2 separate regions of the Homo sapiens genome follow, and region 1 is linked to region 2. The links are chromatin contacts, found by Hi-C or POLR2A ChIA-PET in ENCODE. All regions are on one chromosome and are shown on one strand. The core of a region is the stretch at or near the end of the contact, and the rest is flanking DNA. Distances in the headings are between cores, read along the strand shown.

Region 1 (2,700 bases), core at 176-2,675, 100 kb before region 2:
GTTCTCCTGGCCAGAAGTGAGCAAAGCCAACTCCAGCTGCAGTTCCCTGACAGCCCAGTGAATTAGGCTGAAGGAAATGGCCCCACGTGGAGGTGGGAAAGGCCCACAGAGGATGGTCGTGGTGGGAAACTCAGCAGGCAGAAATGTTCTCTTGGTTTCTGGGAGGCTGGAGGTTTCCCAAGGGGCCGATGAAGTTTCAGCCTCAACTGATGGCAGCAGCCTCTCCAGATGGCCTGCCACTGCCATCACACCAGCTGTAGCAGGGAGGTGCAGCCGGGGTTGACCGCTCCATGGAGTTGACAGGAGCTGGGGACAAGTGGGAGCCCTGCCCCTTCCAAGCTGGGGCAGGAGCTCCCCAGGTGCCGCTGCAGCCATTCATACCACGGCTGCAGGCCTGGGCTTCCCACTCCACAGAGCGCGCAGGAGCCCCACCCTCCTGTGAGGGGTTGCACCAGCCCAAGTCATGGCTGCAGATCTGAGCCTCCCTGTGCTCTTTGGGGGCTGGGAGCAGGCAGGAGCCCTGCCTTTCCAGGTGCAGCTGCAGCTGCCCAAACTGTCGCTGCAGACCCGGGCCTCCTGCTCCATGCAGCAGGCAGGAGCCTCACCACCTGCAACCCGCCCCCCAGCCCCCTCCAGGTACAGCTGCAGTCACCCAAACCCTGGCTGCAGACTCGGGCATCCCTGCACTCTTGGGGACCCAGGGAGGCCCTCCTGCCATCGCAGGCTCGGAAGTGCCTGCTCCTGCTGCCTGGCTTCTCCCTACTATGGGTGCCAGCTTCATTCTTGAAGCAAAGTCTGGGCCTAGCCCGGGTGCCATGAAAGGCAGCAGGAGGCAGACAGATTCCTGGGTGGAAGGGGATGGGTCCCCGGTGATTCCCAGCCACATGTCCAAAGAATCTTGAAGGAATAGGATGGTTGGTGTGGAAGAAGGCTTGTGAATTCTGGATTTAGCTTTGAGTGCTTCAGCCGACCTGGAATGTATACCTGTGCAGGTGGTTGCTGGGTAGGGTGACCACTACTGTCTCTCTCCATCACCCAGGGCTGTGCTCAGCTCAAAGCAACAGAAGCCCAGGCATGGTGGCATCTCCGGGGGGACGTTGCCTTATTCCAGATTCTCAGGTCCAGGGGCAGAGGGTCCAGGGGAAGTCTGGGGCCGCAGGATATCGCCCAGAGCCTGGCTTCTTCTGCCTTTCTGCCACCATCCTCAGCTGGTGCCTTCACCTTGAGGCCTCCTGTGGCTGCTGGTGCTGCCGCTCTTGGCCTCCTGTCTGCCTTCAGCCAGGAGAGGAGAAAGGAGGAGGTGAGAGGAGGAAGGGGCTTAAATAGAAGGCCACACTTACCCAGAATCCCTAGTAGCCGCCTGTTCTGCAACCCCCTCCTTCCCGCACCCCCCCACCACTGGCTAGAGCTGTGTCACACAAGGATGAGCAGCCAGAGAGCTGGGCACCATCCAGGGAGCGCGTGATCATCAGGGTCTTGTTGGTAAGAAAAGGGCATGTGGGTAGACATCTGGAGTGCCTGTCATGGTCCAATTAACTGGCTAAAGGGATTTGTGGGTGTGCAGCTGTTTTCAATCAAAAGTACGTAATTCACATCTTCCCAAACACAGATTCCTGCTTTTGAGTAATGAAGGCGGCCAAACCACATGACCCTGCCTGCAAAGATTCCACCTGGACTCCCGGTTCCTCCAAGGAACCGTCGTGTGGTTCAAATCCAACAGAAATTCTCCAAATCTCCACCCTCCTCAGGGTGCAGAGTTGGCTGCTTCTCTGTGCCCCCTGCTGATCACCACAACCCCTGGGTGCCTCAGCCTGCGAAGCCCCAGCTGTCCTCCGTCTGCAGACAAGCCAAGGTGTGAAAGCCTCCTCGCTGGCCCAGGAGCCTGTCATTGTCCTCCAGCAGCTCTAGCCTGGATGCGGTCCCAGAGATAAATCATATCTCTTTAAAAAGCCACAGTGGCCCATTATTTCTGCTTGAAAACACCCCTGGCTCTCTGCTGGTGAGCTGGGTGACAGGCCCCGGCTGTTGTGCTCAGCGCTGCATACAGTCACATCAGTCTGTCGACTTGTGTAGTGAGCAAGCTGGTAGCTTCAGATGGCGTGCACATGAAATCCCGTCCTGGCATCCAGGACTTGGCCGGGGGTTGCAGGGAGCCATGTCTCCTGAACAGGTAGTAATATTTTACAGTCCCCGCCTCATGCCCATGCGAAATGCCCTGTTCATACCTGGCTACATGGGCAGTAGCAAAAAAGACACAATGGCAATCCCCGGGCTACCTTTTGCAATATTCAGCAACACTTTCTCAAAGAAATTGCAATCTTGAAAAATAAACTGAATACAATTAAAGAATTACTCTGGATATCTCAACCGGAAGAACATTGTGAACCACCATACACCCATCACACAGGCTCACAGTTATCAGGGTTTGCTCCTTCCTTCGAGCTCTCTCCCTTCTTCCTGCCAACTTATTTTAAGGCAAACCCCAGACCTCACGTGGATGTTTTCTAACATAGCTGCAATATCTTTATCACCTCCAACAAAATTAAAAATAATTCCCCATAATTGTCTAACATTCAGTCCATGTTCGAATTTCTCCAGTTGTCTCCCAAATGTCTTTTTCCTGTTGCTTTTTGTCAATCAAGATTCAACAAGGGCCACATGGCATCTGGTTGTTAAGTCTCTAGTGTCTCTTTGGTTGAC
Region 2 (2,700 bases), core at 120-2,619:
CACTCAGATCCCAGCACAGAATTGCACCTGACATTGGGTCTCCTGGTTCTCGGCAGCTGGATCTGGTTCTGTCCCTGTGGGGAGGTGGCTGCACCTGCAGGTCCTCCCGGGATCCTGACTGATGCACAATAGACAAATCACCATGTGAGGAAACGCTTCAGGGAGGAGGGCGTCTCCACTCCCCAACAACCCAGCAAGACAAATCCAAAGGGATCCAGGAGAACGGAGCTAGCAGGAGCCTGCTGCTAAGGAGAACGAGTCGAGTGTTCTCATGTTTCTGAGGTTATCTAACAAGATGCACAGACTCACGTGGGACAGACATCATTTCAGGGCAAAGATGATACGCTGAGTGTGGGTTGGGTATTTGTGGCTTGAATTTTCAAAAGCATTTTAGGTGCATAGAAAACTATTCTGCAACAAACCATTTCACAAAGGATATCAAACTTTACAAGCACAGTGGAAGCTTCTAGTGTAACTCTCCACCATCATGTTTGCCTCCCTCCCTCTGAGAATCACACCTGAACTTTAGGTTTACTATGCTCGTGTATTTCACTTTCACTGCATTTTCATGTATGACCACTTTTCCAGTTTATTTTAACCTCTGTAGAGTACTCCACGCCATGAGCTCCAGCTGGTGGACATCCGGGCTGGCTCTGTGTTTTTCATGATCACAGACAAACAAAGCTGCCATGAATGTTCCAGTGCCTGGGTGCATGTGACACACTTGGGGCCAATGAGATGCAACAGGCCTTTTATTGTGGCTTCTGAGAGCAGCAGAGGCTCTTTTCTGCCGGGCTGAATCTGTCCTCAGCCATGACAGGAGATACTCTCTAAGAATGGTCCTGAGAGGGAAAAAGAAGAGCCAAGAGGCCAGGAGACACTCGTCCGGACCTGATGACATCATTGCAGCCTCTAGATCCAGCTGTGCCTGCAACGAACAAGGCATTCCTGGCACATTTTAGTCACCTGATGTAATAAAATTCTTTCATTTAAAGCTATTTAACTCGTTTTCTGTTGCATGCAACCAAGAGTGCTGACTGATTAAATCTTCCAATTATATGATGTTTTTACTTTAAAAGGAGTATTCAGTGCCTTCACCTGAAAGGAGCAATAATGGTAGTATTGAAGGCACACAGCAGTCCAGTGGTACTTAGAGGGTCCCTAAAATTATACTGTGTGGCCGGTTACTACTCAGTCCTTAGATTCAGCTGGTTCAGCAAGAAGAGTCATCAAGCTATCAGCTCTCTTCCCTCCTTTCTCCTGAAGGTGTCCTTCTTTACCTTTAAGACAGAGCACCCAACTAGCTTTGGCTGTTTTCAATTAGGCCTTCAGCTAAGAAATGGAAGGAAAATTTAAGGCCAGAATCATCGGAATGCGATGACGTGTACTTTCAAAAATTTTCCAGGAGGAGCCGACCTCATTCAGGACTTTGATGCTGGATTGAGTGCTCTGGTTCCACTCAAAGCTTAAGAATGCTTGACCTCTGATCTGTTAAGGCCTCAGACAAAGGGCAGACAATTACATGCAGGGAGAGAAAAATAGTTTTCTGGTTACAAAGATAATTTTTAATTGTTCTGCAATTGATGATTATCTAAATTTGAGTTTTGGTGTTTTTTTGTTGTTGTTGTCAACGTAAAGGAGTGAAGGATCCCACCAGCCTTCAGGCCTTGCTATTTAAGCAGGATGAACTAACACCTGCAGAATAATATCTGCATCTGTCACTGCTTAGTTGGATTTCAGGCCATGTCCTTTCGTCTTGCTAATCAGTTTTCCTGATTTCCTGGACTAATAACTCTTTCTCTGGTCTCCATTAGCTGCACATGCCATTTCTCTTGTAAAGACCTTTAAGTTTATGTTCTTATTTAAAGCAACGTTTGATGGACACCAGGCTTGCTTATTGAGTGTGTCTCTGACCCTAGGTCAAAGCAGAAAATGGGATTTTTGAGAAATGTCACTGAGGTCATGGTCGCCAGGATCAGCATAGTGAGCACAGACCCAGGGCTCAGAGGGCTACAGCAGGCAGCAGGAAACATCGTGGTGGTAAACTCCCGGGTCCTGTCTGAAGTCAAGTACCAAGGAGAGAGAATGGAAGCTTGGCAGTTCACTGAATTTATTCCAGAAGGCGAAGCTTGCACCTTCTCCTTGGTATTTGACTTCAGATAGAACCCAGGAGTTTACCACCACAATTCAGAGCTGACGAAGGACTGAGTTTTTCTAGATGAAAAAAAAAAAAGTTACCAAAGTGATTTGCACATTGTAGAACATTTCAATTCACAGATTTAACATCAGAGGCTTTAATGATTTGTAAATGACTCTGTGTGTTAATTGGGATGGCTTATGGGCAGTTAAAAGATCCCCAAATCTCAGCAGCTTAAAATAAGAAACAGCTAATTCTCTCAAATGCTATGTTTCCCTTCTGTGAATACAGTGGTGTCTGCACATTGTATTTGCTCAGGGCCCCAGCCTTCATCTTGACACATTTCTAGAAAATCACCATGACAGGTGGAAGCTAAAGTGGTTTAATGAACATTGGCTCAAAAATGATACACGCTGCTTCCACTCACATGTCTTAGACAACACCAGTCACATGACTGCACCAAACGGCAAGGTGGCAGGGAAGTGCAATTCTACCAAAAGGCAGGAAGGAAGCCCTTACATATTTAGCAAATAGCACTGATGGCCACCATACCCCATCACATG

What was found. A loop is a pair of places that touch in the nucleus more often than their neighbours do. ChIA-PET counts read pairs that join two places held with the same protein, here RNA polymerase II (POLR2A).
Region 1: a loop to region 2 is called in a map of Caco-2, with 5 times the contacts of the local background. The contact joins two enhancer-like sites. A Hi-C loop is called at or near these places in 1 of 168 maps with a recorded cell type or tissue (Caco-2). POLR2A ChIA-PET finds 5 or more read pairs at or near these places in 3 of 52 experiments (A549, Caco-2 and OCI-LY7).

What each region holds. Positions count from the first base shown.
Region 1 is chr20:48,396,441-48,399,140 of GRCh38, reverse strand. It overlaps LOC105372643 (a long non-coding RNA gene), which reads right to left. Exons shown (of 3, transcript XR_936812.3): 3 at 1-1,272. Among named protein-coding and RNA genes, the nearest start is that of LINC00494, 38 kb to the right of the region's middle. Within about 2 kb of position 1,425, at least 2 of the 41 ENCODE cell types and tissues checked have a DNase peak (open chromatin) inside an H3K27ac peak, as active enhancers do.
Region 2 is chr20:48,294,365-48,297,064 of GRCh38, reverse strand. No RefSeq gene overlaps it. Among named protein-coding and RNA genes, the nearest start is that of LINC00494, 64 kb to the left of the region's middle. RefSeq lists enhancers at 183-927, 928-1,671, 1,672-2,417. Within about 2 kb of position 1,369, at least 9 of the 41 ENCODE cell types and tissues checked have a DNase peak (open chromatin) inside an H3K27ac peak, as active enhancers do.